Linked DNA regions of Homo sapiens: all the other regions are linked to region 3. Evidence: chromatin contacts called from ENCODE Hi-C or POLR2A ChIA-PET data. All regions are on one chromosome and are shown on one strand. The core of a region is the stretch at or near the end of the contact, and the rest is flanking DNA. Distances in the headings are between cores, read along the strand shown. Region 1 overlaps LINC01448 (long intergenic non-protein coding RNA 1448). Region 2 has its middle 210 kb from the start of LINC01448. Region 3 holds the start of GLI3 (GLI family zinc finger 3).

Region 1 (4,374 bases), core at 1,496-3,995, 440 kb before region 3:
TTTTTGGTTCCATACAAATTTTAGTATTATGTTTCTCTATTTCTGTGGTATTTTGGTAGGGACTGCATTGAATCTGAAGATCACTTTAGTTAGTATGGCCATTTTAACAATATTAATTCTTCCAGCTCACGAATATGGATGTCTTTCTATTTTTTTGTGTTTTCTTCAATTTCTTTCATCGGTGTTTTATAGTTTTCCTTGTAGATATCTGTCATCTCCTTGGTTAAATTCTTTTTCTAGATATTTTATTATTTTTGTAGTTATTGTAAATGGAGTTGCTTTCTTGATTTTTTTTTTCAGCTAGTTTGTTGTCTCTATATAGAAATGCCACTGATTTTTGTTGTTGATTTTGTATCCTGCAACTTTACTGATTTCGTTTATCAGTTCTGAGTTTTTTGGTAGAGTCTTTAGATTTTTCTATGTATAAGATCATTTATCTGCAAGCAGGAACATTTTGACTTCCTCTTCTCCAATTTGGATGTCCTTTATTTCTTTCTCTTGCCTAACTGCTCTGGCTAGGACTTCTAGTACTATACTGAATAAGAGTGGTAAGATTTTGTTCTCATTCTGTATGATTTTAGTTTGTTATATGTGGCCCTCATTATGTTGAGGTACTTTCCTTCTATACCTAATTTATTGAAGGTTTTTACTATGAAGGGATGTTGAATTTTGTCAAGTGCTTTTTCTGCAGCTGTTGAGATGATCATATAATTTTTGTCCTTATAATTCTGCTGATGTGATGTATCGTGTTTATTGATTTGCTTATGTTGAAACATCCTTACATCCATAGGATGAATTCTACTTGATCATTGTGTGTGATCTTTTTGATGTGCTGTTGGATTCAGTTTGCTAGTATTTTGTTGAGAATTTTTGTCTCTATGTTCACTAGGGATATTGGTCTAGAGTTTTCTTTCATTTTCGTGTCCTTGTCTGGTTTTGGTATCAAAGTTACACTGGCCTCCTAGAATAGAAGAATTTGTATTAATTCTTTAAGAGTTCAGTAGAATTCAGCTACGAAGTCATCCAGTCCTGGACTTTTCTTTGTTGGGAAGTTTTTATTACTGGTTCAATCTCATTACTTGTTTTTGGTCTGTTCAGTCTTGCTATTTCTTCTTGGTTCAATATTGGCAGGTTGTATGTGTCCAGGAATTTAGCCATTTCCTCTAGGTTTTTAAATATATTGGCATATAATTGTTCATAATAGAGATTAATAAGTTTTGAAACTGAATTTTTCTGTGCTCTGTATCTGATTTCTAATGAGAATAGATACATTACAGTATTTTGAAACTGAGTCCTTCTGTGTTCTTTATCTGATTTCTAATGAGAGTAGATACATTACAGTATCTAAATGTTTTAAAATCTAATAATTTTACGACTAATGTAGGAGGTAGGAGTAGGGAAACAAAGTTTGTCTGGCAGTATGATTGATTATTGTTGAATTTTTGGTGAGGAAATAGACCCCAGACCTTGATCTAGAGGGAGGAAGAGTAAGACAAAGAGCACTATATTGGTTGCCGATTAAAACAAGGAGCATTTAAATTTTTCATGGTAACTTAAGAAGGAAAGAGTGAGAGGGCTCTGGATGAACAGGAAGCAGGGCCAGCTGCATGGAAGGCTGTAGAAGGCAGGGGTCAGCCAGTGAGATGCTTCCCGGGGGGAAATGGCCAGGAGACTTCTAGGATCAGGAGGGTCGCATATGGACTAATAGGCAGTGTTCAGTCATATGCTCCTTTACCTCTGACTCCTTAATAAATTTTGTTAAAACTACCCAAAGATGGTAGTTTTATCAAAATTAAAGTTGTTTAAGTTAAGAACTTTAACATTAAAGTTGATTAACAGTTTTAATCATGGAAAAGCATCCATGTTTTCACATTTCGTTTGATGCAGAGTGGAGAGAAATAGCAGATGTAAGCATTGAGAATCCAAGTGAAAGATAGTTAAACAGAAGGAGGATATTAGAAGAGGGAGTAACTGTGAGAAATGGAAAGTCCCTGAGATTCCTGAGAAATGCAGGGAGTTGACTAAGTGAGGGATGGGGAATAAACTCATTTTTATTTTAACATTAAAGAGAAGAGTGCTCTCATAAGATGGAAGTCTTGGAAACACCCACACAGCAGATTCTTGGGTTGCACTAGCAAATACATCTGACACTTTTACAAATGGCAACTTCTCCTGACTTGTTACTGACAAGTTGAGCAATGTCTTCAACTTTATAGCGTAAACAGAACTGGGAATCCTGCCTATAACATCCAACATCCTCATGTCATGGGAGGATCATGGTAGAGTTATTCTCAGCACCCAGAATTCTACATAGGAAAATGATTATAAGGGTAAGCCATATTCAAAATAATCTGGTTTTAGTGCCTAAGCCCACAAAGCTGCATTATATAAAATATTGCTTCCTTTAAAATGATGGTCTTGAGAAAACAACATCAAACAGAACTTTCTGAGATCAAGAACAGGAAATGAATGATTCAGCAGGCTGGATATCACCCAAAGAGCTGTCTTCACAGCTGTAAGGAATAGCTGCAAAAAGTTCCAGGGGATTGCCTGGTACCATTTGAAGGCAGTCAGGCTGGGAACCACAGAGAGCTCCACGGAGTGTGGTGAAGGATAATTAGACAGTCCAGCTTCGACTCCCCAGAAATATGTCAGCCTGGTGCCACTGCTTTCTTGACTATCTTCTAACTGCCTCTGAGTCCACATTTGGAGATGCTCCAGGGTGACTCAGGACTTGAGAGAGAGCAAGCATCATCCATGGCAGGAAAGTCAAGGTGTTTGTTCTGCTCTAAGAGCCTGAAAGGATGATTTATCATGGAAGCTGACACTGCTGCACTGTTTTTCAAAATCTAATATAGTGCTGGTTATCTGGCAAGGACTGCCTTTGGGCAGAGCTTGGGTGAGAGTGCAGTTAGTGCTGATTCATTTGTGTGATCTCTCTCTCTCTCTCTCGTGCTCTCTCTCTCATATTAAAGTACAATTAGCAAGCACCCAGATTTTGACTGCTATCATCCAATGCCTGCCCAGTGATTCTCACCTGTACAACACTGCTGACTCTGTGGAGTATATTATGCAGGAAATTGCCCAGGCATTAATATTTGAGACCTGACATTGGAAAAGAGTAGTAGCCCTCAAGTGTGTCTTCTTGAACACATTGTGCCTTGCTTTAGCAGAACAGCAAAGCCCATCTACATCCTATAAGCATTTCCACTACTTAGTCCTGATACGTGTTCCACAAAGCCTTCTTCATCTTCTCCATCTTTCTAAAACATGTTTTTTCATCATGTCACTCTTTTGCTCAAAAATCTTCAGATGTATCTGCAGTATCTTTATAGTACCAGATAGGTTTTTTTCTGAGTCTTATCTTTGTTCTGTTGTGTTTTATGCATCTCTGCAGCTGCATACAACCTTTTTGAGATGAGCTGGGGTATACATGTAAGGAATACATGTAAGGACACATACATGCCTCATATGTAATAAGACATCCATTAGACTTTTTCTGTCATCTAACACTTCCGTTGAAGGCCCCAGGCTGAGGACAAGGATTGAAAAGTACTTCATATTCTTCCAAATGCGCATATCTTCCCCAGGAATTGTTAAGAGATAGCCAAAGTAGTCTTACAAGTCCCTGTTCCACTGTCAAATATTTATAGAAAGAGAAGAGTATAAATGTTAAGGGGAGTTAAATGTAGTGGAGGAAGTTTTAGCAGTTTTCATGTTGCATTGTTGCCTAAGTGGGGACTGCCCAGCATTTCCCGTCCCTCAAACCAGATGAGAAGGGCTCTAAGAAAACTGTGGATGGAAATTGTGGTTGCTGAGAGAAAAGAAGCCTGCATTTCCCTCCACAGTGAGGTGATTTGCTGAGCTATGGTGTCTGCAGGCCTTCCCCAGGGCTTCCAGTCCAGCAGAAGGAAGATTGGTGAGGGAGTTCTCAGGATAATTTTGTGTGTCTCTGAAAACTTGTGGTGTTTGTGAGTGTGGACAGCAATGCTCACTTCTGACCTGGAGAGTCCTGATGGCAGGAAGCTGGATTGAGCAGGTGCAATTGCAGGGTAAGGACAAAGGTCAGGTGCATGGCAAGGATGCTTGAATTTTTCAAAGTGCACAGACATGGGAGAAGAGAACCAGCCTAAAGGCTTTTTAAAGGTACCCTTATGAAGAGGACTAGCTTTGGGCTCCATGCCAGCTGTGAGCATCTTTGTCAGGAGTACTTCTAGGGACAGGTGCTTGTGGATGGTCACAGAGGAGAGCTGGAGAGCACATTAGCTACATTAGTCTGCACATGGCTTCTAGAGAGGTGGCACATGCACCCCATGAGAGATGCCACTTTAGGCCAGCCCATGGTGACCAAAAGAACTACATCAGCAGGAACTG
Region 2 (4,241 bases), core at 1,703-4,202, 260 kb before region 3:
AAAACACACACACACACACACACACACACACACACACACACACACACACACAAAATAGGGGTATGTGACAGGCCCAAGAATTGGACATGGGGATGCCCAATGACAAATGCCAGCTGAGGAGCCAGAATTGGGCTCCCCACGTGAACTGGGGAATATATTGTGAGTTCACAAATAAAAATCCAGATATCCTTACCCTCCAGATTGGAAATTAGCCTTCTGCCCCAGGTAATGGCTGTGAAACATGTTACTTGCTTGAGCTCAGAACACCAAGCCTATGTGTGGCTAGATACAGACCCTGAGTCGGAGCTGTGTGTGTAGTATAAACCTTAAGAAGATGCACTTACATAAAACATCACTGGGAGCCGATGAAATCCACAGGACCAGGCACAGGCAAGTGTGAAAACAATCCATTAGGAGGTCCTTATAACCCAAGGCACAAGATGCAAGATGAATTCATAGTCAAAAATTATAAAGCTTTTGAAGAAGTTCAACATCATAACAGTCTACAGACTCAACTAATGAGGGAATTTACATTTTAGGAGTTAGAAATAATGGAGCAATCTAAAAGAGATCTAAATATACCTGTTTGAAATGTCCTATGGAAGAAATAGCATGATAAAAATAAAAACAGAGTTTATGAAAGAAGAGTCAGTGGATTTTTTTTTCCAGTAGAAACGCTGAAAAAAATACAGTCACTGAGAAAAAATTCTAAAAAAAAAAAGTTGTAATCAATGGTTTTTAACCTTGGTTACGCATCATAGTTATTGATGTCCATCTCCTGACCCACACCGATTAAACCAGAAATTCTAGGGGTGGGACCAGGCATTGATATTTTGTTAATCTGCCAGGTGATTCTAAGCTACAGCCCCTATGTGAGGTACTCTGTTAACATATTAGACATAACTGAAGAGAGAAGTATTAACAACAGCAACAACAAAACTAGACATAGCCTGAGACAGAAAAGAGGAGAAAAAAAAGAGAATGACAAGATGATAAACAAACAAGTTAAGAAACATGAAGGATGTAATAAGAAAAGTCTGATTCATACACATAATATGCATTCCAGAAGGAGAGAATAGAGAGAATTGTGGAGGAGAATTCGTCAAACAGAAAATGGTTACATCTTTTCCAAAAATGATGCAATATATCAAAAGCTCCATTGGATGCTGAGTAGATAAATAAAAATAATCCAGACCTAGACACATGATAGGGAAATGTAAAGAGGAAATGCTGGAAGTAGGTGTGGGTGGAGGGCAATGAGGCATCTCTAATACTGATGTAATTGTTGCAAGAAAAAAATTAAAATGTAGTTGTAGTATCGGAGCCTATTCTAATGTGCACTCATGCGCAAAGTAATGCAAGGTTGCTTAGTGAATACTGACTACATGCCATGTGCTGTCCTAAGAACTGGCAGACAGAAAGATAAATAAGACATGGTGGAAGAACTCCAGGGAAGAGGAGAAAGGCATGTATACAACCATGGTGGATCGTATTAATAGCACCAATACTTCAAACCTCCCTGTGTCCAGTGATTTTTTTTGTGACTTTACAGTTCTTTCCAGAGTTTATTCTCCCATTGCCTTAAAAATTGGCTGACCTTGAACTTTCTTTAGACTAGAATTCACTGGACTTGATGGTAAGTTAATTCTGAGACTAGGTCTCAAGAGACCGCGAGTATTTCTGCTGTGCTTCTGCTTTACTCTGATGACATGCCCAGGCTAGCCTGCTGGAGGATGAGAGGCGTGGGAAGCAGAGATCAGTCACCCCGGTCACCCCAGCCAACAGCCAGCCATGAATGTAGGTGATCTCAGCCAAGATCAGTAGAGCCAACCATCCTACATGTCTGATGAACAAGTGGCTATTATTGCAGGCCATACAGATGCCATTGATACGCCAGCTCCCCATAATTCAATGTGACGGAGCACACAGAAACAATCAGCAGGAAAATAACTCCAAATTTTAATTTTTTTCCCCCTAAACCATATTACACTTGTTTCCTTGGTTTCACAAAGTTCCAGCTTGTTCCGTCTGGTAAATGTGTTGGTGGCAAAAGCTGTGAGACATGGTGGCAGATGAAATCTCTTGCCCTTAAATAGCTGTCAGCTCAAAACTATAAACAGTAAATACTGTGAAGCCTGTCTTAAACCGCAGCCCAAGGGAGCCGCAGAAATTGGATGCCTCATAGAAATGATCTTTAAGTAAAGGTTGAATACAATAGCCTTGGGGATATTTTCAAATGGTGGCTCCAGACAGAGTTGTCTGATGGGAAGCGTTCGCCAGGCTGGGCTTCCTGGAGTTTGCCTGCTCTGAGACACATAATGAAAAAGAGAGCTTCAGGGTTCATCAGGGGATGGCACAGAGGCTAGGAAAATCCAAAGTATTTTATAATGTCCAGGTAAATGCTCTACTTGTGGATTCATTAATTAGACTTTCAAAGATAAGAGGCCAAATAAAAAGCTGAACTTTTTCCTCAAAGCTTGCCTTCATCTCACTGAGCAACATGCAAAATGCCCCTCACAATAAATCGTTTCCCCTTCCCAGGTAGAGCCACCTGCATTTGGTGTGTGTGATTTGGGGTGTTGAAAGCTAGCCAAAGCAAGCAGGAATGAGAGGACTGGTTAGCAGCTCTGCTCCGCAGTGTGGGAAGTGGTTAGGCTGCAGAGGGGGCACCCTAATGCATGCCTTTTGAAATCAGAGCAGCTTAAGCCCTTGAGAGGGGATGTAGGGACCCTGGGGTCCCAAGGGGAAAGATCTTGCAGCCCTGATAAGAATGGGTGCCTGGCAAGGCTAAGCTGGAATGGGAATCTCCAGGCGTGGAGAGCGTCCACTCTTGCTGTGGTCAGAATCAGAACGGAGAATGCGGAGCATGAGACAGAGGCTTTCCGTAAACACGGCTCATTCTCAGAGCACTTCAGGGCTGGGTTCCCAGAGGGCGGACATTCCTAGAAATGGTGCAGATGCACAGCCCCTCCTTCCAGGGCACCGCCCCCGCAGCCCGGCAGAGCAACCGCAGACATTTATTTTCCTTCTCCGAATAACACCGCCGCGCTGGGTGGAAACGAACCCGAGAGCCCACACTTGGCCAGCGGCCGCGGGGAGTGGGCGCCAGCAGTAGGTCCCTGCTGGGGCTGTCGCTCAGCTTCTCCCTGCGGACCTCGGACACAGCCCCCACCAAGCTGCATGCGTCCCGGCCTCCTCCCTTTCCAAAATCCGGCTGCTCCTGCTGTCAGGCACCTGAGAGGGAGCTTCCCTTAGCCTTGGAATCGCTGCCAAGGGGTCGAGCAGACTTTTCAAATTCTCTCCCCCTCCCCGGAGCCCCCACCTTCACTTAGACATTTGTAGGTCACTATTTGTTTATTTATAATTTATTGATTGATCTTTAAAATTTAATAGGCATTAGAATCACATGACATCATGCTAACAGTTCCTGATGTGAAATCTGTCTGTTTCAAGATTTTATATAAAATATTCCATTATGTTATTACACTTGTAATCTGTAGACTCCCTGCGTTTGCATAGTAGCATCCTCAGCAGGGCGATGCAGACCCGGACTTCTTGTTGAAGAGAGGGAGGAAGCTTCCTCATAAAAGGCCAGACTCTCAGTGGGCTCCGTGTGAATCTGTCTCCACACTCACGGCTGTCTAATACTGCATGCCTCAGCGTTCTCATCTATGAAATGTGAATATTAGTAGTACCTATCTTATAGGATTTGTGCTATCAAAACGTAATCCATATTAAGTAGATAACTCAATGCTTGGCACATAGTGAGTACCCACTGTTAGTATTAGAATTGTTTCTGTAAATACTATTACTACTATTAAAATTTTTCTGAATCAGCTCTTTATTTGTGGATGACATGAAACCTTTTCAGAAGTAATTTAATGTATCTTATTACAAGGCAAATTCTTTTGGTTTTCATATTTTTCTAATAAATACAAGAGAAGCTGACAAAAACAAAATGATAAAGCAAAGAGAAAAGCGAAGGCAGGGAGATCAATTTTAATATCAAATAAAGCAAAGATATTGAGAGAGAGAGATTTTTGTGTTCATTGCAGACAACATTCCCATTCAAGATATAGCAGCAGAAAACAAACAGGCATACTAACAATTTCGTGCTTCTGACTTTGTACTCTTTGTCTAAAAAGTGACTCCTAAAATTGTATAAAATTCAGGGCCACAAATCTGAACTGCACCTGAAAACATGTAAAGCAAAAACTGTTAGGAGTGTAAGAAAATTAACA
Region 3 (4,375 bases), core at 33-2,532:
GGATTTGGCCCCGAGGGCAGACGAGTCCGGTGGAGAGAAAAACCCTGAACTTCCAAAGGCATCATCCCGCGAGAGGGAGTTTCGGGGATGGCTTTGGGAAAATGTAAAACAAGGAGATGGGGAGCCAAGGATGGGGGGCGGTGGTAATCAGAGAAGCCTTAAAAGAATAAAGGGGAGTCCAGCCCTTGAGCAAGAGTGAGAAAGAGAGGCTGGGTGGGAGAAGATGGGAGCAGACAGGACGCAGCACGAGTGCCAGGGCGCGCATTTGGGGGGTGTCCTGGCGGTGTGGAGAGAGAAGAGAGAGGGCGCGGGTGACATCACGCCCGGGCCCCCTTCCCCTCGCCGGGTGGGTGGGGCTTCGGCGCGCCGGGAGGGCGCGGGGTCAAGTAGGGGGAAGAGGAGGAGCAGGCATGAATGTGTCTGTGTGAAGACCGGGGAGGGGCGGAGGAGGAGGAGGAGGAGGAGAAGGAGGAGGAGGAGGAGGAGGCGGCGGCGGCGGCGGCGGCGGCGGCGGAGGGCGGGGAGGGAGCGCGCGCGTGGCTCGCGGCGCCCGGGCTCCCCCCCAGCCCCCGACCCCGGCCCGCGACGCGCCGCCTCCCAGCCGCCGCCGCCCGCCTCGCAGCTGGGACCCACTCCGGGCTTGGGGACCCGGCGGGCGGGAGAAGCGGGGGCTCCCGGCGCGGCCTGGAAGGAGCGAGAAAGCAAAAGTAAGGCGAGCAGCACTCCAAGTTTTCCCAACTTCGCCCCCTGCGGCGGCAGGCGTCCTGCTGCTCAGCGCGTCCCCTCCGAGCCCGAGAGTGGCTGAAAGAAAAGGGACTGGGCGGGGGCCGGGGCGGAGGAAGAGAGAGTGCGAGGGAGCGAGGAGAGTCCGGCAACATCTGTTAAAACTTGGGGGAGGAGGAGCGCGGGGAGGAGGAGGAAGAGGAGGAGAGAAGGGAAGGAGGGAGCGCGCGGGAGGGGAGCGCGGAGCCGAGGGACAACTTTTCCACCCCGTGAGTAGTGCAGGCGGTGCCAGGTCGGGGCGGGGGGCTTCTCCACCCAGCACGGGGCACCAGGCCGGGATGGGACCTTTTTCCAGAAAGTCGATTGGATGCCAGGAGAGGCGTACGGCTGGGGGTTTCTTTCTTTCTCTTTCCCCTCCCTCCCGCGGTTGAACCAAATCAGAACTGTCACTCAGGGCTTGTGAGTCAGAAGGGATCGGATTACACGATCCCCGAAACTGATGCCGGAGCTGCACGAGCGGGAGGGAGCGGGCAGGGGCAGCGCCACCGGCGCGCTCGCACACTCGCACTCGCGCACACCCGCCGCTCCCACTCACCCGCGCCGCTCTCCCGCCTTCCCCGCGCGCCCCGCGGCCGCCCGCGCCGCACCATGCCCGCGGCGGGCGCACCCCGCGCCCAGCCCGGCCGCTCGCGGTAGCCGTAGCCGCCCGCGGCCGCGCGGAGCGGGGAGCCGCCAGCCTGCGCCCCGTCCGCGGGTCTATGGGAAGTTCGGGGACTTGACAGCCGCTGCCGCCGCAGGTACGTCCCGCTCGAAGTTCTTTGTTTCGCGGACCCCGCAGCCCGCTCCTGCGGCCGCGCCCGCGCCTCCGGGGCCAGAGGTGGTCCCCAGCGTGGGGACGGGATGGAGTGAAAATGGCTGTCAAAAGGCGCCCAGATTTAGAGAGCCGCCGGTGAGGCGTCCGAGCAAGGCTTGCATTCGCTCCCTCCTCCTGGAAGGTCCTTTCCGAAGAGTCCGACCCGCGGACCGGCCGGAGACGGATTGGAGAATTTCACCTCCCGGAGGGGGGACGAAGTTTGCCGCAGTGGTGGCGGCGCCCCTCGCCTCCGCCCCCATCCAAAGGGTTCAGAAGAACTCCGCGAGCCCCGCACGCGCCTGGCTCCTTCCTTTGCGCGGTGGCGCTCTACGGCTCGGGCTTCGGGCGCGCACGGCGCTCGGGATGGGCGGAAGGAGGCGGGAGGCATGGTGGGTGCGCGCGGGGACCTCCGCCGCGGGGGCCGCCGCCGCTGGGGCTTCTCCAGCCCGGGCTATGCTTCGGAGGGCGGGGGTGTGGTGTGAGCGGATGGAGAGAGGCGCGCCTTCGTCGTCATAGAGGAAAAGTGAAAGTTGTACCATCTGTATATGATTTGGGATTCTCTTATTTCTTTTCCTTTCCAGGGGCAGCGCGCACAGACACACAAAGTAACCGTGGTCCATGCAATAATCATTTAAGGTGCCGCGTTTACACAGAGCAGCAGGGGACAGTTACTTTCTTGAGTAGCAGCGGGAAAACGGGCGGGAGAAGGCAGAGAGGGTGTAAATATTGATCCCAAACTTGCAGAGTTTGTGAAGCGACTTTTAAGCAGATTGTCCGAAGCGGACGCTCCACCCCGCACCCGGCCTTTTATCCTTTCCTGAACTTTGTGCTCCTGTCCCCCATTGCACCTCCTTCTGTAAGATGCCGTCCCCCGAGAGGCGCTGCACCCCAGGCTTCCCTGCCTGACCCCGCGTGGAAAGAGGATTAAGGAGGCTCCCTCCGCCGCTGGTCATCCTGCCCCAACTTCTCATCTCCCCAGTGCAGACTGCCGGGTAGATTCTGGCCTTGGGTACAGTGCTCATGGCCCTCTGCCAGTTTATATGTACATATATTTATGTAAAACATTTTCTCCCAGCTCTTTGCCAGCTGTTCCACATTTTCCAGCTGCCACTTCAGTTTGAAATGATGGACTGTCTGCGTCTCCAAGTCAAAGAACCCTTTAGTCAAAGGTATGGAGGGCCGGCCGCTGTGCAAATACATGGCAGTGCCATTAGCCGGGCTGGTATTATTAGTTCTAAAAAATACCTCCTGCTCCCCTTTTCCTCTCCTCCCTCTTCTCTCCAGTTAGGCTTTCCAGAGCACAGTATATACACTTTGCTGAAAATTCGAGTAATTAGGCCTTTCCCTCTTAAATGTGATTTTTGTACAGAATTTGGATGAGGCCGTTTTTTTAGATCCCTGAAATATGTGTCTGGTGGAAATAAATTAACTTTTAAAAATAAAAGAGTTTCAGCTTGAGCGCATTGGGCATGGCGGGTGGGGGGCCTGCACCCTGGCCGTCTGAAATGAGCTCTTTTCAGTCTATTTAAGGCAGGAACCATTCATCCTCCCCATGCTACACTTTTTGTGTTGTTTGATGTCTTAGCATATTATAGACCGAAATCTACAAGAATTGACCTAAAGTATTAATTTTGAGTATTTATGTAATTGCTCGGTAATTTTGAATAGGTGCCTTATTGATTGATTCCTGTAATTATTTCATTTAGGTTTTAGATTAAAAATTAATAGTAGTCTGACAGTTTCTTAATTACATGTGTCAAGATTCTTTTGAAGGAGGAAAATGCTATGTTTTAAAATAGTGAAATAGCCTCAAAATCTCTTAATTTTTCTAAAGCAGAACAGTATTTCAGTTGAGGGGATATATTAAAGCTGCCGGGACTGGTTTTAACAATGTAAACTCTGTGAAGTATCTGAAGAATTTGTTTATGTTAGGAAATATTGGTCTTAACGACCTGGTACACAAACACTTTGGCCAGTTAAACTATATTCAAACCTAAAACAAACATGAAATAACATTTAAATTAGTTGTAATAGCATGCTTATACAGAGTAGAGAGTTTATTTTATACTAAAAGCTATTTAATTAGAAACTCCCCGCCTAAGGGGAGATCCTTTCAGGGTATGCAATTCTTAAAGTCAGCCTAGGGAAGCTTTGGTTTAAGATGCATGAATGAGTCCAATGTGAGAGGTGTCTAGTGAAATTTCACACAAGCAGAAACACTTTAAAGATATAGATTGTATTATTGTTAGTAGGCTGGTAGGTCCAACTCAGATGCCTACCAATTCCCAGTGCCTTTAACATGCTTGTGTTCCTTGACTGAACCTTGATATAAACACATTTCTATTGTATATCTAATTTGCAAAGGACCATAGACAGAAATGAGAAAATTCAATACTGATGAAAAATGGCTCTGTAGAGTTATTTCATTAATTATTTAATGAAAGAATTGTTAATTTATCAATTCGATGTGCAAGCCTAAAAGTTGGACTTTCCTTTGTTTCTTGGCCAGTGAAGTTTCCTTAATTACCTGCATGCTGTAAGCATTTCAGACTTCCTCTGTGCTTAGCCATTTAGAGGTCCTTCCTCCTATGTAAGGTATCCTGCTTACTGAGACCTCTTCTCCCCCTCCATTTTTTGAGGATAGAGTTTGGGAGCTTATGAAAAGAAACAATTTAATGATCATTGTTGCATGCACTCACTTACATGGAGACAGTAATGTACTAAGAAAAACCAGTCTTGAAGGAAAAGTGAATCAATGAGTCATGAAATCCTCAAGAAAACCTTAGCAATGGAATGTTA

Evidence for each region. Hi-C counts contacts between places; a loop is a spot of excess contacts on that map. ChIA-PET counts read pairs that join two places held with the same protein, here RNA polymerase II (POLR2A). Pooled maps may share reads with other maps.
Region 1: a loop to region 3 is called in a map of esophagus muscularis mucosa, with 3 times the contacts of the local background. The contact joins the enhancer-like site here to the promoter of GLI3 in region 3. A Hi-C loop is called at or near these places in 2 of 168 maps with a recorded cell type or tissue (ectodermal cell and esophagus muscularis mucosa) and 1 of 50 pooled maps. POLR2A ChIA-PET finds 5 or more read pairs at or near these places in 2 of 52 experiments (MCF 10A and PC-3).
Region 2: a map of sigmoid colon shows a loop between it and region 3 (6-fold over the local background). The contact joins the enhancer-like site here to the promoter of GLI3 in region 3. A Hi-C loop is called at or near these places in 8 of 168 maps with a recorded cell type or tissue (MCF 10A, chondrocyte, esophagus muscularis mucosa and 5 more) and 12 of 50 pooled maps. POLR2A ChIA-PET finds 5 or more read pairs at or near these places in 2 of 52 experiments (HEK293 and MCF 10A).

Annotation. Positions count from the first base shown.
Region 1 is chr7:42,676,287-42,680,660 of GRCh38, reverse strand. All of the region lies in intron 1 of LINC01448 (long intergenic non-protein coding RNA 1448), which reads left to right. Among named protein-coding and RNA genes, the nearest start is that of LINC01448, 28 kb to the left of the region's middle. Within about 2 kb of position 2,745, at least 5 of the 41 ENCODE cell types and tissues checked have a DNase peak (open chromatin) inside an H3K27ac peak, as active enhancers do; they include PC-3, where a contact is called at or near this core.
Region 2 is chr7:42,492,427-42,496,667 of GRCh38, reverse strand. No RefSeq gene overlaps it. Among named protein-coding and RNA genes, the nearest start is that of LINC01448, 210 kb to the left of the region's middle. RefSeq lists a silencer at 2,764-3,058 and enhancers at 2,764-3,058, 2,660-3,160. Within about 2 kb of position 2,952, at least 16 of the 41 ENCODE cell types and tissues checked have a DNase peak (open chromatin) inside an H3K27ac peak, as active enhancers do; they include mammary epithelial cell, sigmoid colon and transverse colon, where a contact is called at or near this core.
Region 3 is chr7:42,234,116-42,238,490 of GRCh38, reverse strand. It overlaps GLI3 (GLI family zinc finger 3), which reads left to right and starts at 1,282. Exons shown (of 15, transcript NM_000168.6): 1 at 1,282-1,520. RefSeq lists an enhancer at 557-1,538.